Regions from separate parts of the Homo sapiens genome. Here regions 1, 2, 3, 4, 5 and 6 are each linked to region 7. Evidence: chromatin contacts called from ENCODE Hi-C or POLR2A ChIA-PET data. All regions are on one chromosome and are shown on one strand. The core of a region is the stretch at or near the end of the contact, and the rest is flanking DNA. Distances in the headings are between cores, read along the strand shown.

Evidence for each region. A loop is a pair of places that touch in the nucleus more often than their neighbours do. ChIA-PET counts read pairs that join two places held with the same protein, here RNA polymerase II (POLR2A). Pooled maps may share reads with other maps.
Region 1: a pooled map shows a loop between it and region 7 (7-fold over the local background). The contact joins two enhancer-like sites. A Hi-C loop is called at or near these places in 8 of 37 single-sample maps with no recorded cell type and 5 of 50 pooled maps.
Region 2: a map with no recorded cell type shows a loop between it and region 7 (13-fold over the local background). The contact joins two enhancer-like sites. A Hi-C loop is called at or near these places in 5 of 37 single-sample maps with no recorded cell type and 3 of 50 pooled maps.
Region 3: a pooled map shows a loop between it and region 7 (6-fold over the local background). The contact joins two enhancer-like sites. A Hi-C loop is called at or near these places in 2 of 50 pooled maps.
Region 4: a loop to region 7 is called in a map with no recorded cell type, with 14 times the contacts of the local background. The contact joins two enhancer-like sites. A Hi-C loop is called at or near these places in 7 of 37 single-sample maps with no recorded cell type and 4 of 50 pooled maps. POLR2A ChIA-PET finds 5 or more read pairs at or near these places in 1 of 52 experiments (Panc1).
Region 5: a pooled map shows a loop between it and region 7 (16-fold over the local background). The contact joins the promoter of CHST12 here to the enhancer-like site in region 7. A Hi-C loop is called at or near these places in 2 of 37 single-sample maps with no recorded cell type and 3 of 50 pooled maps.
Region 6: a loop to region 7 is called in a pooled map, with 8 times the contacts of the local background. The contact joins the promoter of GNA12 here to the enhancer-like site in region 7. A Hi-C loop is called at or near these places in 2 of 50 pooled maps.

What each region holds. Positions count from the first base shown.
Region 1 is chr7:2,862,257-2,865,152 of GRCh38, reverse strand. No RefSeq gene overlaps it. Among named protein-coding and RNA genes, the nearest start is that of GNA12, 19 kb to the right of the region's middle. RefSeq lists a silencer at 458-537 and enhancers at 1,315-1,444, 2,093-2,739. Within about 2 kb of position 1,357, at least 39 of the 41 ENCODE cell types and tissues checked have a DNase peak (open chromatin) inside an H3K27ac peak, as active enhancers do.
Region 2 is chr7:5,229,263-5,232,505 of GRCh38, reverse strand. WIPI2 (WD repeat domain, phosphoinositide interacting 2) reads right to left here. Exons shown (of 13, transcript NM_015610.4): 12 at 2,768-2,898; 13 at 1-1,671. The coding sequence ends at 1,559. Among named protein-coding and RNA genes, the nearest start is that of WIPI2, 41 kb to the right of the region's middle. RefSeq lists an enhancer at 400-549. Within about 2 kb of position 1,250, at least 10 of the 41 ENCODE cell types and tissues checked have a DNase peak (open chromatin) inside an H3K27ac peak, as active enhancers do.
Region 3 is chr7:2,707,953-2,711,162 of GRCh38, reverse strand. It overlaps AMZ1 (archaelysin family metallopeptidase 1), which reads right to left. Exons shown (of 7, transcript NM_001384743.1): 4 at 2,447-2,575; 5 at 1,919-2,088; 6 at 1,347-1,523. Among named protein-coding and RNA genes, the nearest start is that of AMZ1, 21 kb to the right of the region's middle. RefSeq lists enhancers at 480-529, 540-759, 905-1,600, 1,520-1,619 and a silencer at 1,200-1,359. Within about 2 kb of position 1,507, at least 4 of the 41 ENCODE cell types and tissues checked have a DNase peak (open chromatin) inside an H3K27ac peak, as active enhancers do.
Region 4 is chr7:2,893,279-2,896,109 of GRCh38, reverse strand. No RefSeq gene overlaps it. Among named protein-coding and RNA genes, the nearest start is that of CARD11-AS1, 49 kb to the left of the region's middle. Within about 2 kb of position 1,434, at least 5 of the 41 ENCODE cell types and tissues checked have a DNase peak (open chromatin) inside an H3K27ac peak, as active enhancers do.
Region 5 is chr7:2,401,834-2,404,961 of GRCh38, reverse strand. CHST12 (carbohydrate sulfotransferase 12) reads right to left here and starts at 1,351. Exons shown (of 2, transcript NM_018641.5): 1 at 1,289-1,351. RefSeq lists silencers at 1,055-1,224, 1,315-1,684 and an enhancer at 1,775-1,874.
Region 6 is chr7:2,842,873-2,846,002 of GRCh38, reverse strand. It overlaps GNA12 (G protein subunit alpha 12), which reads left to right and starts at 1,695. Exons shown (of 4, transcript NM_007353.3): 1 at 1,695-2,150. The coding sequence starts at 1,842. RefSeq lists enhancers at 1,202-1,331, 1,314-1,608, 1,571-2,388 and silencers at 1,502-1,831, 2,172-2,221.
Region 7 is chr7:3,954,272-3,957,515 of GRCh38, reverse strand. All of the region lies in intron 7 of SDK1 (sidekick cell adhesion molecule 1), which reads right to left. All of the region lies in intron 1 of LOC124901576 (a long non-coding RNA gene), which reads right to left. Among named protein-coding and RNA genes, the nearest start is that of SDK1-AS1, 600 kb to the right of the region's middle. Within about 2 kb of position 1,355, at least 2 of the 41 ENCODE cell types and tissues checked have a DNase peak (open chromatin) inside an H3K27ac peak, as active enhancers do.

The sequences.
Region 1 (2,896 bases), core at 108-2,607, 1.1 Mb after region 7:
CCCCACCTGGACCCCATCCCACTCTGGGCAAAGGCAAGACCACCACTGAGCTCAGGGTGCACCTGAGACTTGGCCGCAGCAAGGAGATGTAGATACAAGGATCACGTCAGAAGACGTTTCATTCATTCATTCACGTTCCCAAGCATTTAGTGAGCGCATACCAGGTATCAGGAAGAGATGAACAAAATGGTTTTATGAAGTTTGCATCCTAATGAGGAAAGCAGATAACAAGCATGTAAATATCAGATAATTCCTTACTGTTAAGTGCTGTGAGAATTCACAAGGTTCAGAAATTGAGTCAAAAATCTTTCTCAGTACCCTCAATAAGCTTCATCTCAGGCCGGGCGCAGTGGCTCACGCCTGTAATCCCAACACTTCAGGAGGCCGAGGCGGGGTGATAACTTGAGGTCAGGAGTTTGAGACCAGCCTGGCCGACAGTGAAACCCCGTCTCTACCAAAAAATAGAAAAATTAGCCAAGCGTGGTGGCACATGCCTGTAGTCACAACTACTCGGGAGGCTGAGGTGGGAGAATCATTTGAACCTAGGAGGCAGAGGTTGTAGTGAGCTGAGATCTTGCCACTGCACTCCAGCCTGGGCAACAGAGAGAGACTCTATCAAAAAAAAAAAAAGTGTAAGCCTCATCTTAGCTGAATCCCTGGACACTTACCTTGCCACAGGTCCCAGGCCCCAACCTCAGGAACTTTATATGGACTCTTGCGAAAGTGAGGCAGTGGAGTGACTGGGCAACGGATGTGGAATCAGGAAGACCTTGGGTTCCAATCCTGACTCTGCCACCTCCTAATTTTGTGGCCTTGGGCACATTACCTACCTTGTCTCAGCCTGTTTCCTCAACAGAGAAAAATGGGAATTACAACAGGACCTTATTACAGGACCTACCTCCTAGTTACAAAACTTAATGCCATAACTTACGGTCAGAAAAGTGCTTGGAGCATCTCCAGACCCAGAGAACCACTTGCAGTAAATATTAGCTGCTATTGTTATTGATATTACTATTGTGCCGACACTCCAGACCTTCTCCTCCTCCTCCTCTTCCTCCTCTTCCCCTCCCAACCCCAGAAGCCAGGAGAAAGAGGAAGGACCGCAGCCAGTCCCCCCGACCTCTCCCCTCCTTCTCCAGGGCTCTCCGGCCAAGGCTAAGCCAGCCCTTCAGTGGGGGACAAGATGAGTGCGAAATTGCATGTGAGATGGCAGTTTCAGACTCAACCAGACTGGCCTTTCTATTGCCCAGAATTACCCAAGCTGAGGCTAAGGGACAGGAAGCAGAGATTGGAAAGGGCAGGGCTGACGGGAGTGAGTCACTGGTGGGGAGAAAATGAACCACTTCCTGTGTGTTCCCACAGAGGTCAGGGCCCTCAGCAAACAGCGACAGGCTACAGGCTCGTTCTCCGGGCCTGGAGGAGGCTCGGTGCCCAGCGTCTCCGGAGGACTGGCTCTTCCCTCCGCCTGGGGAGTTTGCGGGCCCCAGACACAATCCCCAGGGAGGGGCTCGGCTCTGGACAGCCTTGGCCTCTTTCCCCAGATTTCCCCAGCACTCACACTCTCGGGAGGCTCAGGGTCTGTACTGAGAAGGGCCCTTGCTCGGCGTGGTGCTCTGCTGTGGCTGTTTTGAAATTCGTAATACTTTTTGGACAAGAGGCCCCACATTTTCATTTTGCACAAATTGTGCAGCCGGTCCTGAATCATTGCTGGCTTTCCAAGGTCACAGCCAGCAAATGGAACTAACTCCAGGGCTCCTGGTCATCTGTGCCCCCACAGATACCTTCTGGGGGTCTCTGAGGTCAGGCGCCCTCACCCTCCTCCTTCCCTGGAACACGGGCGACCACTGCCCACTTTGCCGCTGCGGCACCCTGAGCGCCGTGGCCCGTGCAGACCACCAGAGGAAGGATCCCGGGAGCCAGGACAGGGCAAGGAGGTTACTTGTTGGGGCAGAAACATGGCTACTGGTCCCCTAGGGCAGAGAAGACTGCAGGAAGTGGGGAAACCTGCCAGACAGCCACCCTGGGAGAGGAGGAAGACCTGTCATCCAGTAGCAAAAAATGCAAGTTCCGTGGTGGTCTAGCGGTTACAGGGAGGGAAAAAAATGCAAACACTTAGCGAGCACTGCCAAGGCGACCGGCATGTTCTGAGTTCATTCTCTGCATTTACCCCTTTATCTCCACCGGGTCACTTCCGTTTTACAGAATAGAAAACCAAGGGCCGGGTGCGGTGGCGCACACTTATAATCCCAGCACTTTGGGAGGCCGAGGAGGGCGCATTGTGAGGTAAGGAGTTCGAGACCAGCCTGGCCAACATAGTGAAACCCCGTCTCTACTAAAAATACAAAAATTAGCCAGGCGTGATGGCACACAACTGTAATCCCAGCTACTCAGGAGGCTGAGGCAGGGGAATTGCTCAAACCCGGGAGGTGGAGGTTGTGGTGAGCCAAGATCCTGCCACTGCACTCCAGCCTGGGCAACAGAGAGAGACTCCGTCTCGGGAAAAAAAAAAAAAGAAAACAAGGCACAGGGAGGTAAGGAAGTTGTTCAAGAGCCTACAGAGCTAGTGCCTGGCAGAGCTGGGGTCTACGCCAGGATGCACTTTGCACCCTGCCTGTTCTCCATACGTTAACTCGAATCTGTCCAATAACCGTACAGCACTTATTAGTACTGACCGATCATCTGTGATGTCTTAAGGGTAATGGGTAGAATTGTACTTCCTGGGACCTTAGCTGGGAGAGGCATAACTAGTACTGTATTAGTTGGGGGTTCTCCAGAGAAACAAAACCAGTAGGAGATTTTTTTATATGTAATTAATAAATTATGTATACACACACACACACACACACACACACACACTCTCAGCCCCTCATAGCTGCTTGTTCTGCATCTATGGATT
Region 2 (3,243 bases), core at 1-2,500, 1.3 Mb before region 7:
TTTGAAGGAAAAGTTCAATCAGCCCACTTGCACCTCTGCCTAATGCAGATGTTGTGTGTGCCGCACACCAGCGGCTGGGAGGAAGCCGGTGTAGGTGAGTCGGACTCCAGCGTCCCCTGCATTTAGTTTGCCGTAAAGCCAACCCAGGAACACTGGGGCATTTCACCGCAGCCGCTCAGCTGAGGGGACAACTCCCCTCCAGCTCTTCGCCCAGCGTGACCATGACAACCATCTGGAAACAGGCGTCCCAGCCTTCCTCGGTTCAAAAACCCCAGCCTGCAAAGGCAGGGTAAATAGTTTTTGCCTTTTCCCTTCTATCCGTAACTTCCACCACTCCATAGATTCTAAAACCATCTCTCCTGCCATTAATGCCACTTAAATGCCCTCGACACTTTGGCTGCTGGGTGCCTTGGTTTGGAATGCAGAGTCTGAGGTACTTGAGGTTGTTTTAATTCTGTAAATATGAAAAGGGAAGGGAAGCGAGGCAAATACTGAAGCTTGCAACCACAATCTCTCATCGGTTTGCTGAGGAAATTTTCTAAGATGAAAATAGAAAGGCACATGACGCCCTGTGAAGGACGTGGCCCAGCCGCCTACTCTCTGTTGCTGTCTCCCGCTACGACCTCTCACACAGGTAGGAAGCCCCTGCGGACAGCGGGGCCAGCGAAAGGACAGCTCAGACGGCCACCACACTTGAGTTCTGTGCTTTCCTGGGCATGGGAGGAGCTACAAACTTTACTTAAAAAAAAAAAAAAATCACACAGTTTTTCAACAGGAAGAGTGAAGTAGAAGAACAGATCATTTAATTATACAAACAAAATCGCTTTCCTTTGCTCCAGCGAGTCCAGGCAACCTTTCAAGTTCATTTGCTGCCTGAAAGAAAGGTTTTTAGTATCAGAAAGAACCTCGCTGTCCTCCAATATCCACAGGGAAAACAAGATCAGAAACAAAAGTCCACCATGGAAGAAATCCCAGAGCGATCCAATTTGGAAAGAATTTAATTAACAAAATAAAACGGAGGGAAAATGGTCCAGGTGGGGCCCTAGGGAGATCGGACTTCTGTCCCAGCTGAAGTCTGCCCAGCACACCTGGTGGGCAGCCCCTGGGCCTGTCACTGCAGAACTGGCCTTGACAAGCAGACCCACTGTGCGCGACGCCACGGTTTCCTTACGCACTCGGCATTATGTACAGATATGAAAAAACCCAACGGCAGGTGGCTGGAAAGTGGCTTCTAGCTCCCCTATGCTGGCTTGGCACGTTCATGCATGCAAAGCGAGGAGGTTTTGCGGGCTTCACCAAACAGTTAATTTTGGCAAAAAGAGAAAACAAACAAACAAAAAGCTAAAATTCATAAGCAGGATTTAAAAGCCACTGAAGTGAAAATGATGTATTTCCTCAGCGTTATGGAGTTAGACTACCACTACAATCTTTTTTTTTTTTTAATAAAGTCTCTGCCATCCTCTCCCCCGACTCAGGTCAAAGTTCATAGCAGCAATGCACAAAGTCCTCTGTGAAGCCAGTGTTCTCTGCTCCCCGGGTCAGAGGTCACAGGTCAAGTTCAGTCAGTCCGAAGAATCATGGGCGGGTGCTCGCTGTCCTCATCCAGGCGCAGGGCGCTGGCCTCGTCCTCCAGGCAGGCGCCACCCACAGCACCCAGGTCGTCTGTGTAGGCTGCAAAGAGACGACGAAGTCACCCTTCAAAGGCTGGGGACACACCACAGACCCCATGACACACACTGAGGACTGTGTTTTGGAAACACTGGTGTATATTTATAAACTGAAGCCTGTACTAAGACGTTCTGAATTCTGATTGCTTTCTAATGAACTCTTTGCAGCCTTAGGCAGCTCGAGATGAAGTCATTTGTTCTCTGACATTCATAAATGTCAAAATGATGCCTGCACAGTAAACAGAGGCTCCCTCATGGACGGGCCACAAACTCTCTCAAGCTGGTTAAGAGCTCAAAAATAACACCAGGAAAAAAAATGACACTAGGAGACTCTCAGGGTGGGCTCATGAACTGGAAGTGCCGGTTCACAGATGGGAGTGGCAGCGAGCAGGCACAGCCCTGCGTGGGTGCAAAACCACAGGCTCTCCCACTGGAGTGCGAGTTGGCTTTTTTAAGAAGGTGGCTCACATAGCCAAGGCTGTGGCTGGAGGATCTCATGCATGGGTCTTAGTGCTGCCGCCGGAGGGGAGCCCATTGGCCTCATTCCCCTACAGCTTCTGCACTTCACAGGCCCAGCATGAAGGCAGTACTCGATGCAGATTTGCTGAAGGACGAAAAAGGTGGGAGGGAAAAGACTGAGGCAAAACCCTTGGCAGTACTTTTCAGGGTGGTATCTTGGCTGAGAGGTGGCCAGTCTGGGCCCAAGTCACGTGACCCCAGAGTCACCTGAGCCAGGATGACATTTTCTTTAAAAACGGAGAAAATGAGCCTGGTACGGTGGCTCATGCCTATAATCCCAGCACTGTGGGAGGCTGAGGCGGGAGAATCACTTGAGCCCAGGAGGAGTTTGAGACCACCCTGGGCAACATAGGGAAACCCCATCTCTCCTTTAAAAAAAAAAAAAAAAAAGGAAACGAAACTGAATTCAGCCTTGAGAGAGGCCTTGGGAACACCCATTTACCAACCTCGCTTATGTTCTCAGAACCAGTCCCCATCTTTCCCAGTGAGGAGCTGGTGGGGTGGCTCCGGAGCCAGCAGAAGGCAGTAGCACTCGGGGCTGTGGGGCTAATTACCTTCCAGGTTTGCGTCACGCCCCTTACCAAGTCTCGTTGGGGATGAAGGCACGTAAGTACCTTTTCCTGCAGCTGCGCCGTATGTCTGAGTGACTAAGGGGCAGTCGTGAGAGGCAGAGTCCAAGATCTCATTGGTCGTTTCCAGACTGCCGTCCAGCCTGGAGGGAAGAAAGCGACACAGCTCAGCGTCTCCACACAGGGCAGCCCTGCGGGCAGTACACACTGGCTGCCCTGCGGCAACAGAGCCAGCACACCACTCACCACACAGGACGCCAGGCATTCATCACGCCGTGGCAACTTTAATCTCGTCTATCTGCACACGTTTTTACATGAAGAGTTTTACATGGAAAGTCTAAAGAGGGAGTTATACCTAACAAGACAATATTTCACTTTTACAATGGAAGAACTAACTAATAACGAGGATTCACTATTTACAAAAAAAGTCAGGCTAGCCCGGGTGCAGTGGCTCACGCCTGTAATCCCAGCACTTTGGGAGGCTGAGG
Region 3 (3,210 bases), core at 258-2,757, 1.2 Mb after region 7:
CTCCACAGCCTCAGGAGATGGTGCTCACGGAACGGAGAGAGCTCTGGGCAGGAGGAGGAGCTACACCCTCCAGCTCAGATCCAGGTGGATCCAGGCTATGCCAGGTCAGCACGTGTAGGGAGGGGCATACACTTTCTAAAAGTTCATGTCAGATGGTTGCACAAGACCCCAGGTGAAGGCATCAAATGAGAGCTCTCAACCCTTTCTGCAGACCAAGCTGCCCCTGTGCCTGTTACACAGCCTCAGGAAGGTACTAAGAGCTGCCCCTTGACGGGGCACAGCTGGCAGCAGCAACCTTTACAAGGCATCACCAGGTGCTGACCAGCCATCACGCCACCTGTACCCTCGGGAGATGCTCCTACCCTCAGCCATGGCTGCGCCTGGGTTCCCCCCAAGTCACAGGCTCTTCTCCTTACACTTGGAAAAGCTGTTTCCTCTGTGCCCCCTTCACCTTCCCTTGACTGCCAGAGTCTTCAGAGAGGATCCCTGCAGAGAGATTCCAGCACTGTGAGCTAGAAATGCCACGGCCTCTAGTTCAGTGTCACCCAGGACCCTGCAAGATACAGCTCCTCACTCTACCCCAGAAGGAAGGAGGGCCCAGCTAGGCCCTGCAGGGGATTCTGACAGGCTCGGTCCGGGAACCACACCCCCACTTGCCTCAACGGGCGGGAGGAGGATGCAGGGGCTTTCCAGCGCGGTTTCATTGACTGCTCTGGTGCCTGTACGCAGTGAGCACCTTATAACTGGTTGTAGTCCAAAGCTGGGTTTGAAGAAAAATTACCACCACCTGCCTTTGCACTCAGAACTCAGAGTAAAGCTTTTGAGCTTGCAAACAAATGTCCATGAATACGGACGAGCCCTTTGCTCGGCAACCCCACCCAGGCGACAGAGGGAGTTAGGAATGGAGGCCACCTCCAACAAGCCTTGTTGTGTCAGCTCCCACCTCCTCGCAAGGGGCCTGTGCCTCCTCTGAGCAGCAGTGACCCAAGTGTGGGTGACGGGAAAGCAAAGAGAAAGTTACCCTGGGAAGACCGTGCCACCCGCCGGCTGGGCTCCAATGCCAGCTCTTCCTGACAGAGGGAGAAAAGCCCTCGTCCCCACTCGACCCCGCTGCAACCTCCCAGTCACAGCCACCACACGCGGGCCCTGGCAGGACTCGATCTACTGCCAGTGAGATCCGGATGGAGCTCAACCCCAGCGCAGGTCCCAGGGCTCTGCACTGCCTGGAACCCGGCAGTTGACAAAGCCTGTGTGCGGTCCCCATGCCCTGCGTAGCCTCCAGGCGGCGCTCGCGGGCCTCCGGAGCGCAGGTCCCAGCAGCCGGGCAGCGCAACTCAGCCACTCACCTGGTACCTCTCGATGAGCCTGAAACCCAGGACATGCTGCAGCTTCCTCAGGCAGATGGGACAGAGGTCCAGGGGCCGCCGCAGGGCCTCGTCCAGGCTGAGCGCACCCTGCATGAGGCAGCGGAGCCAGCGGCAGTTCCCCAGGCCCAGAAGGTGGCAGAGCTCGTGGCACGTGACCTGGGGGGAAGGCCACCAAGCACCTTGCCTCACTGCCTTGCCCCTGCATCCGGCAGATCCCCAGGCAGCCCCAGCAGGACCAAAATGAGGACCTGGGTGAGGCCAGATGGCCGGGAGGTGGTCCAGGCGCCCTCCCCCTGCCCCAGGCGGCACAGGCCACTTTCAGGGCCCCAGGGGAAAGGTGAGTCAGGGTGGGAGGCCACACAGGATAGGGGCTTGGGGCTCTAATCCCTCCCCTGCTGCTTCATAGCTGTGTAGCCTTGCTTTCCTCATTCCATAGAGTTAGGGGTCCATCCACTTCACTGTGAGGATGGGGCAGTGTAACAGACCGAGGCACCAAGGGCTCAGACAGCACCCTCCTGTCCCCTCTTACCAGCCCCAGAGCCCCCACCCACCTTGCAGCACTGAACCATCCCCAGGGCACTGAAGCACAGGGCCCAGCCCCTGTCCTGCAGGGGGGCCTCGGGGCCGTCTGCTGCTGCCTCTACCAGGGCCAGATCAGGGGCGCTGGGCCCCGACTTCGGGAATTCCCCTGAGAACCGGGCGAAGCTGCAGACGCCCACTTCTGGAGAGAGATGGAGAGAAGGGCACTCTCAGGGGTCAGCCTTGGCTCTGGGGGGCCCACCGTCAAACCCACCTCATGCTCTCATGCAAGCTGGCCATGGCCCAAAGACATACCAGTCCTGGGAGGCCCTGTCCTGCCCACATGAAGTTGGGCCCTGGGGCAGACGCCACAGCTGAGGAACAGCCCCTATGCCATTCCTCAGGAGGAGCTGGAAGGGGCCATCTATTCCCATGCACAGGTGTTGACTTCCACCAGGAGGGTGCTTGAAGCAAAAGCAAAGAGGGTGCCCTGCAGCCACGGAGGCCACAGCCCCATGCCAGGCTACCCCCCACGCACAGCTGCTGGGGCCCCGGCTCACCGTGCCCTGGAAGGAACTTGCTGAAGGTGAAGCTCCAGGCCTCATGGGGGTACAGGTCAGACAGTGTGAGGCCCAGCACACACAGCGCGTCCCCTGGCTTGTTGTTCTTCAAGAAGGACAGGATGCCGTCTGCGGGGAGAGGGCCAGAGGATGGGGTCAGGAGGCAGCCGGGGACCCCCATCTTCCAGGCTCAGGCTGGCACCCCGTCATCCTCTTCCTCTGCCTGGGCCCTGCCCCTTCCCAAGTCAGGTGTGGGCCACCAGCGTTTGGTGTGACCTGAGGGCACACAGTACTGCATGATGTGGAGTGACAGCCAGGGCCATTTGGAGATCAGGACATGGTAAGTCAAAGGCCATGGACAGCCCAGTGGGGACGCTGGAGAGGCAGCCGGGCCAACAAGACTGGCGCTTGCAGCCCCAGGAAGGAGAAGCCACCTCAGCAGCTGAGCGACAGCCCCAGAGAGTCCACGTCTCAGCCCTGGGACCTGTGAGTCCCCACAGCCAAAGGGGCTGCAGATGATTAAAGATCTTGGGATGGAGGCGTTTTTCTGCAGCAGCCAGCTGAGCCTGATGCCATCACAAGAACCCTCGGTAAGGCCGGGCACAGTGGCTCACACCTGTGATGCCAGCAACTCGGGAGGCCAAGATGGGCAGATCACCTGAGGTCAGGAGTTCGAGACCAGCCTGGCCAACATGACAAAACCCCATCTCTACTAAAAATACAAAATGAGCCGGGCCTGGTGGTGCGTGCCTGTAATCCCAACT
Region 4 (2,831 bases), core at 185-2,684, 1.1 Mb after region 7:
GGTACCTACCATGCACCTGCCCATTTACACCTGGTGTTTACAAACCCAGCACAGACCTGCTCCCCTGGTGACCATCATTCCTACTTTACAGATGGGGAAACTGAGGCTCAGGGGGGTCTCACATCTGGGAACAGAGCTGAGATCTGAAGACAGAAACCTCCAGCTGGGCACAGTGGCTCACACCTCTCATCCCAGCACTTTGGGAGGCCGAGGTGGGAGGATCACTTGAAGCCAGGTGTTCAAGATCAGCCGGGGAAACATAGTGAGACCTTGTCTTTGCAAAAAAAAGTTTAATTGGCCAGCGTGGTGACACACACTGTAGTCCTTGCTACTCAGGAGGCTGAGGTGGGAGGATCACTTGAGCACGGGAGTTGAAGGCTACAGTAATCCGTGATGGTACAATCCAGCCTGAGCCACAGAGTGAGACCCTGTCTCTAAAAGTAACTATAATAATGAACAGGGGAACTTTCGAGGGCTTCTCACGGCCGCCTCAGGGCTTACTTGGTACAAGCTTCACTGAGGTGTGCATCAGGTCCAAGGACAGAGGTCAAGGTCAGACAAAATTCAGGAAGACTGGAGTTCCCAGGTGCTCAGGAGGCAGTGCTGAAAAATGAGAGGGGTGGGGGCCGGACGCAGTGGCTCACGCCTGTAATCCCAGCACTCTGGGAGGTGGAGGCGGGAAGATACCTGAGGTTGGGAGTTTGAGACCAGCCTGGCCAACATAGTGAAACCCCATCTCTACTAAAAATACAAAAAATTAGCTGGGCGTGGTGGTGTGTGCCTGTAGTCCCAGCTACTCAGGAAGCTAAGGCAGGAGACTTGCTTGAACCCGGGAGGCAGAGGTTGCGGTGAGTCCAGATCTCGCCACTGTACTCCAGCCTGGGTGATGAAGTGAGACTCTCTCTCAAAAAAAAAAAAAAAAAAAAGTTTTTAATTAAAAAAAAAACTAAAATTAAAATTTAAAAAAAAAAAAAGAATGAGAAGGGTGGGCCACCAATACTGGTACATATGTGGGGGCTCAGCTCAGAGCCCTGGCCCCTCCTCCCTGCAGACCCAGATATGGAGAGGTTGGTCCTGACTGAGGGTCCCCAGCATGGCCCACTTCCTGCACTGCCCCTGGGGTCAACAAGGCCCCTGGTGCCAACAAGGTCCTCTGCACAGGAGCACCCCAACCTGGGTCCCTGAACTCCTCGGTATCGTCCTTCCCTGGCAGCCCCAAGGCAAGACAGCCGGGGCCCTTGGCAGGAAGCTGGGGCTCACGCTGTGGGCAGGAGCTGCAGCTGCGCCGGGAAGCAGGTGGGTGAGGCGGGGGCGTGGAGGAGAGAGAGGAGAAAGGATTGGGGGCTTTCTGGTTTGTTTGGCTACTAAAATTAGCTGTTTGTGAACAGGGGGCCAAAGGCTCACACCCTCTCCTCTCAGCACAGTCTGCTTTGAAACCCCAGGTGCTTGGCTAAAAATTGTATTGAAAGTTTCCACGCGGCTTGGGGTGACTGGAAATGAGTCTCTGATACAGGATTGTCTTTCTTCCTTATTACATGTCACATTCAGTTCTGATGTTGTTTTGACCGACGCTGTGTGCCCCTCCTAGCTTGTATGATGGGTGGGATACGAACGCAGGTATGAGGCTGTGAAATTGCATTTGCTTCTGTGTGTGTGCGAGACAGGGAGACAGAGAGACAGAAGAGGAAGAGGAGGAGGGACGGAGGAAGGGATGAAGAAGGAGACACAGAGAGGAAGGACCAAGGAAGGGAGAGAGAAGGAGAAGGAGGCAGGGAAGGAGGGAGGGAGAGACAGAAACAGGAAGAGGGGAAACAGAACAGAGAGAAAAAGAGAAACAGAAAGAAACACACACACACAGGCTTTTAGACCACTAGCTGCTTGGCTGTTACCAGCCAAGGCCCAGGTGGACATTAGGTGTCTTGTTTTTTTCTTTTTCCTTTTTCTTTTTCTTTTTGAGAGAAGTTCTTGCTCTGTTACGCAGGCTGGAGTGCAGTGGTATGATCACAGCTCACTGCAGCCTCGACCTCCTGAGCTCAATCTCCTGCCTCAGCCTCCAGAGTAGCTGGGACCACACACACGCACCACCACACCTAGCTAATTTTCTTTCTTTTTTTTTTTTTTAAGAAATAGGGTCTCATTATGTTGCCCAAGCTGGTCTCAAACTCCTGGGCTCAAGCAATCCTCCACCTCAGCCTACCAAAGTGCTGAGATGACAGGTATGAGCCACCACGCCTGGCCTGGGGTCTTGGTGATGGAGTAGCCGGGCCCCCAGATGTGCCATCCCATGTGATTTCACAGTGAGGAGTCCTAGGGTGTCTGTTGGCTGGGAGATGCCCATATTGTGGGATGACGTGGAGCCCCAGGGTTGGAAATGGCCACATCTGAGCTCTCTGACAGCTTTCTGTAAGCCCAGGGAGGTAACGTCACACTAGAAAGGCTGGGTGACGAGCCACAGGAAGTCACTGTGAGGACCCAGTGAGCCCGTGCAAGGGGACCCCCCCACATGCAAGGGGACCCCCACATAGGCACCTCCAGCCCAGCTGTTAAATGGCCAGCCTAGTAGAGCCAGGTCCTCTTGGCATCTCTGCTTGGATTTCCCCAAATTCAGTGTCCAAATCCAAACAAACCGCCGGGTACGGTGACTCACATCTGTAATCCCAGCACTTTGGGAGGCCAAGACAGGCGGACCACCTGAGGTCAGGAGTTTGAGACTAGCTTGGCCAACGTGGTGAAACCCCATCTCTACTAAAAATACAAAAAAAAAAAAAATCAGCCGGGCATGGTGGCAGGCGCCTGTAATCCCAGCTACTCTGGGAGGCTGAGGCAGAAGA
Region 5 (3,128 bases), core at 102-2,601, 1.6 Mb after region 7:
AACTCCACACAGTTGTAGCCAGGCTGGCCGTGAGCTCCCAGGGCAAGGCCCACGCTATTACCGGCATCTACCCCAGCTTAGCATCTTGCACTCGATTGGAGGTTTGATAATAAAGCTGGAGTCAGCTGAGTGACAGCAGACAGTTACTGCTGGCCCCAAAGCGTCAGCCCAAAGTCCCATAAACTCCTTTGCAGGGAAATCAAACATCTATGCCATTCCAGGCAGGTGCTCTTTCAGATCTCAAGCGTTGCACCTTCGTGTAGCAATCTCCTCATTACCCCTGTTTTCTCTCCATCCTCACTCAGACACCAGCCCTGACTCCCAACACCAGATGCTCACGGTGAGGGGCTAACCCGGGTCCCCGCGTGGGGGTAAGTGGGGGACCCGCTGAGCTGTCCCCAACCACCCACAGCCGGGAACAGCACCGTAGGGCCTGGTGTCCTGGAAGATGTACTGCGTCCAGCACCGCGCCTGCAACTCACATTCCTATTCACCCCGGGGCTTCCGAGTCCCCACAGCCCCGCTTATGAACTAAATAATTTAATAATGCTGGAAACACTATGGCTTGTTGTGCTGCCTGCCAGACGGAGCCTCTGCCCGAGCCAAGGCTTTGCCGGCGGTGTCTCGGTGGCCGGGAGCCCGCAGAGGAGGTCTAAGTCCCACTGTTCCCGGACTAAATGCACGGTTTCCTCTCCCAGAGGGGCAGGGCTGCGGCTTCTGGAGTGAGAGGTCATTTAAGGGATACCCTGAGCGACCTGCCGGTGCTGCTGGCGTCTGCAGGCTCCAGGGCTGCGGTCGGCGGGGCCGGGGAGCCCCGTTCAGGTGACAGCAGGCACACGGGGGCCCTCGGGAGCTGGGGATCCTGGAACTCCAAGCCCGGGAATTGGTCCTACCCCTGCCGGGCGGCAGAGGCTGATGCCGGGCAGGGGGACTCCTGGGGGCCGGCGGGGCCGCTGCAGCCTCTGCTGTCGCTGAATCAGAACCACAGATTTCTCGTCCAGACCCCGAGGAGCCGCAGAACGCGCTGATCAGGGCCCCAGGGCTGGGTCCCCCTGGCCGAGGACGACGAGCGGGGCTCAGAGAGGGCGCGCGCAGGGCCAAGGTCACACTGCGCGCCGGCGCGGGAACTCGAACCCAGGCCCAAGCCGCGCCCGCCAGGCCAGGTTAAGGAGAGCCGACCCGCGCCCCTCAGCGCGGCCCGGGACCCCCGCCCGGGCCCTGGGAGCCCAGCACTGGCCGAGAGAGAGGGAGACCGCGCCCCGAGCCCGCCGCCCGCCGCGCCCCTCACCTCGCGACCCTCACCTCGCGCCCCTCACCTCGCGCCCGCAGCCGCCGCCGCCGCCCCGCGACTAGCGGACCCCCCAGAGGCAGCCCTCGCCGGCCCCGCCCCCGGCGCAGGAGCCCCTCCTACCGGTCGTCTTCTCGCGAGACGTCGCGGCCGCCGGAGGGGCCACGGAGGCCGAGGGGCGCCCGCCCTCAGCGCGCCTGCGCCCGGCCAGCCCGCCCGCCCCCGCCCTCGCGAGCCAGTGCCATGTGGCGCCGTATTTACGGCCAGAGATCGACTCCGCCCACCGGCCGCCACGAGCCACGCCCCTTTCTCAGCAGCCAATCCGCGGCGTTGACTCCGCCCCGGCGGACCGGGCGCGCGGCGGCTCGGGGACGCGCAGCTGTCTCGCCGTTCGACCCGGGAGCTCCACGTTGCAGCCAAACACGATCCCGTTAACCAACCTTTATGCAGTGCCTGTTGTCTATCCGACCCTTTCTCGAGCATCGGCTCATTGGCAAAGGATCGTGATGCTCACCGGCTGGGGCTTGAGACTCGCTGTGTGACCTTGGGCAAGTGACTTAACCTCTCTGAGGTTGTCGCCAATCCGTAAAATATAATAGGTTAGTGACCCTACCTTTCAGGGAGTATGTGAGACAAACGAGATGACACGGGTAAAGAGCTTAGCAAGATGCCTAATGCATAGTGAGCATGCAGTAATTGTTCTTGGCATCAATGTAGTTTTGTGTGTTTGTTTGTTTATTTTTTTAGAGACAGGATCTCACCGTGTCGTCCAGGATGGGGTGCAGCGGTGCAGTCACAGCTCACTGCAGCCTCGACCTCCTGGGTTCAAGCCATCCTCCCACCTCAGCCTCCCAAGTAGATGGAACTACAGACAGGTGCCACCACACCCGGCTAATTTTTAATTTTTAATAGAAACGGGGGTCTCACTATGTTGCCCAGGGTGGTCTTGAACCCCTAGACTCAAGCAATCCTCCTGCCTCAGCCTCCCAGAGCTCTGGGATTACAGGCGTGAGCCACCGCGCCAGGCCCAGTCATTTTTTTTTTAAATTATGGTAAAATATATAGAACATAAAATTTACCATCTTAACCTTTGTTGTTGTTGTTGTTGTTGTTGTTGTCGTTGTTGTTGTTGTTGAGACAGAGTCTCGCTCTGTCGCCCAGGCTGGAATACAGTGGCCCGATCTCGGCTCACTGCAAGCTCCGCCTCCCGGGTTCACGCCATTCTCCTGCCTCAGCCTCCCGGGTAGCTGGGACTTACAGGCGCCCGCCACCACGCCCGGCTAATTTTTTGTATTTTTAGTAGAGACGGGGTTTCACCGTGTTAGCCAGGATGGTCTCGAACTCCTGACCTCGTGATCCGCCCGCCTCGGCCTCCCAAAGTGCTGGGATTACAGGCGTGAGCCGCCGCGCCCGGCCCATCTTAACCATTTTTAAGCACTCCCTGCAGTGGCATTAAGCACTTTCACATCCCCACCATCCACCCCAAGAACTTTTTCAATCCGTGATATTTTTAGTTGGCCCCCTCCGATGGACTCCCGAGGCAGCCTTCCAACCAAGGTCATCTCTTCACTCTTCCACTCCCTGCAGCCAGTCCCAAAGGAGTTCCGAACCCACCGGGCCCTGGAAATGTGGAAGTGAGGGAGACGGGCAAGGCCCCTGCCCTCCTGTATTCTAGTGGGGGGGAAAAGCAACAAACAACCACCACAAAATATATGTGTATATTATATACACACTCACAGTAGATAATATGTTTATACGTATGTGTAATGCATACATGTTACCTATGTGTATGTATGTAGTATATATGTTTATATATTGTACACATACATATAGACCTGTA
Region 6 (3,130 bases), core at 446-2,945, 1.1 Mb after region 7:
GTGCCCAGCCTTCTGGGGAGTTTAGATCTGTGACTAAGCAAAAAGAACAAATCTGGAGGCATCACTTTACCTGACTTCAAACTATACTATAAGGCTATCGTCACAAAAACAGCATGGTACTAATATAAAAATAGGCACAGAGACCAATGGAACATAATAGAGAACCCAGAAATGAAGCCAAATACTTACAGCCAACTGATCTTCAACAAAGCAAATGAAAACAAAGTGGGGAAAGGACAGCCTATTCAGCAAATGGTGCTGAGATAATTGGCAAGCCACATGTAGAAGAATAAAACTGGATCCTCGTCTCTCACGTTATACAAAAATCAACTCAGGATAGATCAAAGACTTAAATCTACAACCTGAAACCATAAACATTCTAGAAGATAACATCGGAAACATCCTTCTAGACGTTGGCTTAGGCAAAGACTTTGTGACCAAGAACCCAAAAGCAAATGCAACAAAAACAAAGATAAATAGATGGGACTTAATTAAACTAAAAAGCTTCGGCACTGCAAAAGAAATAATCAGCAGAGTTAACAGACACCGCACAGAGATTGGACTTTGGGGACTCAGGGTAAAAGGTGGGGGGTGGCGAGAGATAAAAGACTACACACTGGGCCAGGCGCGGCGGCTCACGCCTTTAATCTTAAGGGATACCTGAGCTCCTTCTAGGAGGTTCTGATTCAGTAGATCTGGGAGAGTCAAGAATCTGTAATCAGCTGATCTCTATCAAGAGCTGATTTTGGGCTAGCTCACGTGCTAAGTGTTTGGTAAGTTCATGTTCTCAGTTTATATCTTCATGACGATTTGAGCAATGTCAAGCCATAACCAATGTCGTCAATGACACCCCCGTTTTACAGATGAGGAAACGGAAGCTAAGAACATCCAAAAGGGTTTGTTGGGGGGGGTGGGGAAAGCTGCTAAAAAAAGTTATGCAACTAGTACACCTAGTAACTGGTCGACTGGAGATTCCAACTCAGGCCCAGCAACTCCAGACCCCACTCTCTCAATCACTGTGAGACATAAGACTTTTGGGGGAGCTTCTGGTGATTTTAGTGATTAGTCAGCTTTTCGCAAAGCCTCCTAGAAGCCCATGCCACTCTCAAAGGGTGCATGTGTTTGAAATTTATGGCCCATCCCCCTCCAGTGTTTCTGGAAGGAAAATAGTGTAGAAACAAGATCATCGGAGGGAATACGACGAGCAGCTGAACCTCTTATCAGCATTTCCCAGCCTTTGGGCTACTCCGCGAGGTCCTGGTCTCACAGGCGGACCCAATCTGGGAACCAAGGGAGAATCTTTCTGTACACCTGGCACTTCTCGTCACGCCCCGTCCCCCGAACACCCAATCCAAAGCCCGTTGGGCACGTCTGATGTCCACTCAGAGCAATTATAATTGGCCATGGCGGACGATCGCTCCGCCTCCCGGGCGACCCCGCCTCCCTTTCATTCTGAAAGAAAGAACCTCAGCCTGGGCGTCCAATGAGAAGCGCCTTCACCTCAAAGATCCCGCCTCTTTCGGCGTCGACCCCGCCCCGAGGCCGGAAGGGATGCCCGCCTCCCTTGGCGAGATGAGCCAATCGAAGGGCTCTCACGGCCAGATGGACGGCAGCCGGCCCAATCCGCCGGGCCTCACGCGGCGCCGCCCGCCCCTCCGCCGGGCCCGAGTGGCGGCCGGGCGACGAGTGCGGGCCTCGGAGCGACTGCAGCGGCGGCGGCGGACGCGGCCTGAGGCGAGCGGCGGGGCGTGGGGCGGTGCCTCGGCCCGGGCTCGCCCTCGCCGGCGGGAGCGTCCATGGCCCCCGGGCGCCGGCGGGGCGCGGCCGCGGCCTGAGGGGCCATGTCCGGGGTGGTGCGGACCCTCAGCCGCTGCCTGCTGCCGGCCGAGGCCGGCGGGGCCCGCGAGCGCAGGGCGGGCAGCGGCGCGCGCGACGCGGAGCGCGAGGCCCGGAGGCGTAGCCGCGACATCGACGCGCTGCTGGCCCGCGAGCGGCGCGCGGTCCGGCGCCTGGTGAAGATCCTGCTGCTGGGCGCGGGCGAGAGCGGCAAGTCCACGTTCCTCAAGCAGATGCGCATCATCCACGGCCGCGAGTTCGACCAGAAGGCGCTGCTGGAGTTCCGCGACACCATCTTCGACAACATCCTCAAGGTGACGCGCGCCCCCCGCCCAGCACCTGCACCCAGGTGGGCCGGGGCGCTAACCCCCGCCCCGGGCCCCTCCGTGGTCCGCCGCCGCGGGCGGGGACCCCTGGGGCGAGGATGCTGGATCCAGCCCCGCCTGCACCCCACTCCCCCCCGACCCATTCCCCGAGGCCTGCTGGCGTCGTCTCTGCCCCACCCCGTCTCGCCCTTTTTGAGATGGGGTCTCGCTGTGTTTCCCAGGCTTGAGTGCAGTGGCGCCCTCACAGCTCACTGCAGCCTCGACCTCCCAGGCTCAAGCCCTACTCCCTCCTTAGCCTCCCGAAGTAGTGGGATTACAGGCGCGCACCACCAGCCCAGCTAATTTTTAAGTTTTTTTTTGTAGAGATGGGGTCTTGCTGTGTTGCCCAGGCTGGTCTCAGTCTCCTGGCCTCAAGTGATCCTCCTGCCTTGGTCTCCCTCAAGTGCTGGGATTATAGGCATGAGTCATGGCGCCCGGTCTGCCTCTGCCCTCTCTAGGGTGCCTGGGGACCGTGGGAGTGGGAACTCGGGCCAGCTTCTGGGGATGGGGAGTGGGGGCTTGGCACTTAGCCCCCTCCTGGATGTGCCCTAGCAGAATGGTATCTGTCCATTTCCCACTGGAAGATTTGTGGGATAGGAGCCCAACCGGCCGTGCCCTCCGGCTGAGCTTAGAAGAAGAGCAGTGGAGACTGGACGGGAACCAGCCATGAGTCTCTTTTTACTTTTCTGTTTTTTTAGAAAGGCTCTCACTCTCTTGCCCAGGCTGGTCTCAAGCCATCCTCCCACCTGGGCCTCCCAAAGTGCTGAGATTACAGGTGTGAGCCACACTTTCTAATACGAAAACTTCAAATGTATACAAAAGTAGAGAAAATAGTAGATTGACTGTAAAGTACCTACAGCCCAACTAAAGCAGTCATCAATTCTGTGCCAATCCTATTCACCTGTGCCCTCCCCATGGTCTCCAAGCAA
Region 7 (3,244 bases), core at 106-2,605:
ATTATAGTTTTCCTCTTCTTAGTTGAGCGTTTTCTTTTTAGAAAACTGTCGAGTCCGTGCAGTTGTGAGAAGTAACACTGTAACACTGAAAGAGCTCATGGACCCTTCACTCGGCTTCCCGCAATGGTAACATCTTGCAAAAAACGATAGCATAACATCATGATCAGGATACTGCTACTGATACAATCAACCTAATTTATCCAGCTCTTGCCAGTGTTTCCTGCGCTCAAGTGTGCGTGAAAAGACGGCACATGCACGTCCCATGCAACATTATTACGTGTGTAGGTCCACGTGTCCATCAGCACAAGGGTGTTGCCTTCCATGACCAGGAGCACCCCAAACCCCCACCCCTCACAACCACTAATCCGTTCTCTGTTTCTGTAGGTTTGTCATTTCAAGAACGTTACAGAAAGGAGGTCATCGAGTGTAACTTTTGCAACTATTTTTTTCACTCTTCATGGTTCCCTTGAGATTCACCCAAGATGACCTGTGCTTTGATGATACAAAATCCATAGATAACAATGGTCGGCACCTACGGGCCCAGGGTGCCTTCCCTGAGGTACTGATTACCGTTGTCGCCTGGTACAGTCCCCCGAGGCTTCCCTCGAGTGCCAGGAAGGGACCTCGCTGGGGTCAGGGAGACGGGCACTCCACACAGTGACCCGAAGCTGGCTTGGCTGAGCAAGTGCATGGCTCTGGGGACCTCCAGGCCCAGACGATGCTGCTCCTCTCCAAGTGGTGACCTCTCTCCACCCTAGCCAGGGACCATCTGTGTTTGGCACACAGCATGCCACCTGGTGAGAAAACTCATCCCACTCCACACTCTCCATAGTACTGTGGCATGGGCAAGGTCTGGGGGGCAGCCTGCCACCGCCTGCAGGGGCCAATGTCCTGGGCAGTTTTAGTAGCTCAGTGCTAGGCATGGGTGGAAAACATCTGGCTGTTCATTGTGGATGCTCTTAGCTTGTTCTGGAAAGCCTTCCAGGTCGCTGTGCCTGGGGAGCAGGTGCAGAGCTGCCCATGCCCTGCGTGGCCTCTGAGCTTCCCTTAGTACTTCCCCACCGTGTGAGGGTACGAGTTCTCTCCCTGCCAACCCTTCCTAGTATTCTAACCCAGCGGCTGCTCAGATGGAGTTTCTCCCCATTTCCAGCTACGGTTTTACACACAGTCTGCTCTAAGGCAAAGAACCGGAGGAAATGCCAAGCCTATGGACCGTGAAAAGCCCGTGAGTTAAACACTGGGGAAAACCCATTGTAAATGAGTCATCCTGTGCATAGACTCTCAACCACTTACTCTTCAGAGGGCAAGAGGGCGAGGGCATGTCTTAGCCTGTCAGTGGCAACTGTGTCTAGAAAGGGTACTCTGCCAACATGGGTCCACCCTGGACTTCTGAAAATTGATCCTGACTGCAGCCAACAAAACAGGGGATGGAAACAAACACTTCTCCCTCTTTTGAAACAATATGAAGACATCAGGGAAAGGTTCTCATGCCCTGTGTGAAGTCAGGGTGTTAGGAAAAGGCCAGCTCAGATTTTCCGCCTTCCACATGGCCCAGAGCCCATGGCAGCTGCCTCCAGGGGCAGCGCAAGCTTCTAGCTCCCCAGTCTCAGGAGAGGAGGTGGGGAGACCTCCCAGACTGCCCCCAAACCAAGGGCCTCTGTCAAATGACCTCACTCTCCAAAATGCCAGTGTGACAAAGTGCAGGCTCAGGCCCAATGGAGGCAACCGCAGTGGAGAAGGACCCCCCAACAACACCATGCATTTTTCCTGCTCTCCCATCCCCAATGCTGCTGGGATTTGGCTTCTGAGTTGCAAAGCTTCTTCTGTGTAGGGATCACTGCAAGATCCAAAGATGTTTCCTGCGCTGCCTCCCTGTTCCTTCCAGGTCGCCCCTCTCAGGGAGCAGCATGTCCCACGCATGCCCTCGGCTGGCCTGCACTGCACGCTAGTCCACCGAGGTGGACAGAACGGCTCCCGGAGGTGTCCACACCCACACCTCTGGAATCTATGAATATGCTGTCTCACTTGGCAAGAGGGACTCTGCAGGTGGGATTAGGTATCCCACCTTAAAATAGGGAGACTCTCTTGGATTCGCTGGGTGGGCCCAATTTAATCATGTGAGCCCCTAAAAGGAGAGGACTTTCTGCAGCTGGAGGCACAGGGGACAGCAGAGAGCTTCCATGTGTGACAAGAACTCAGCCGCAGCTGCTGGCTCTGGAGATGAGCCAGGGATGCAGGGGACTCTGGAACCTGAGGGGACCCCTGGCCAGGAGCCAGCCCCCAAGCCACAAGCACTGAATTCCATGAACAACTTGAAGGGGCTGGCAGCAGATGCCCCACCAGGTAAAGAGTCCATCCCAGTGAAAACTCGCCGTCCGAGTTTCCGAGCCATCGTGCTCAGCAGGAGCAGGGCACATGTGGGAGCAGCTGGCTTCGTGTGTGATGAGGAGACCGTGGAGAAGGCGTGGCTCGGAGGGAAGATGCATCTCACAGGCACTAAGGTGCTGCAGTCAGAGGTAAGGGGCATCCTTGTCTTACCCCAAGGAAAAAAAAAATGGTTTCATAGGTGGTGAGGCACATCCTGATTCCAGAGACACTAAACATGAAAAATGTGTGTCACATAACTGATTATTGGTAAATAGCGAGTGCAATGGGACATATAGGATAATAGAGTTATGCCAACAGCAACTAAAGCCACTATTTCAGAGCCTCTGTGACAGACATTTTTGCATTTAACCTTCACAATATGAGCTGGTACCATCTACATCCATCTCCATTTTATGGATGTGGAAACTGAGGCCAACACTCATTCAAGCCCATGAATGGTGCAGTGTAGAGGGTGTAGAAGGGAGGTGGGACGGAAGCGGAGGGTGTAGAGGGGAGGCCAGAGGGGAAGGTGTAGAGGGGAGGTGGGAACGGAGGGCGGAGAGTATAGAGGGGAGGCGGGAAGGGAGGGTGTTGAGGGGAGGTTGTAAAGGGGAGGTGGGAGGGGAGAGGAGGGTGTAGAGGAGAAGCAGGAGGGGAGGGGGGAGGGTGGAGGGCGTAGAGGGGAGGCAGGAGGGGAGGGGAGGGTGTAGAGGGGAGGCAGGAGGGGAGGGTGGAGGGTGTAGAGGGGAGGCAGGAGGGGAGGGTGTAGAGGGGAGGCAGGAGGGGAGGGGAGGGTGTAGAGGGGAGGCAGGAGGGGAGGGGAGGGTGTAGAGGGGAGGCAGGAGGGGAGGCTGTAGAGTGTAGAGGTGATGCGGGA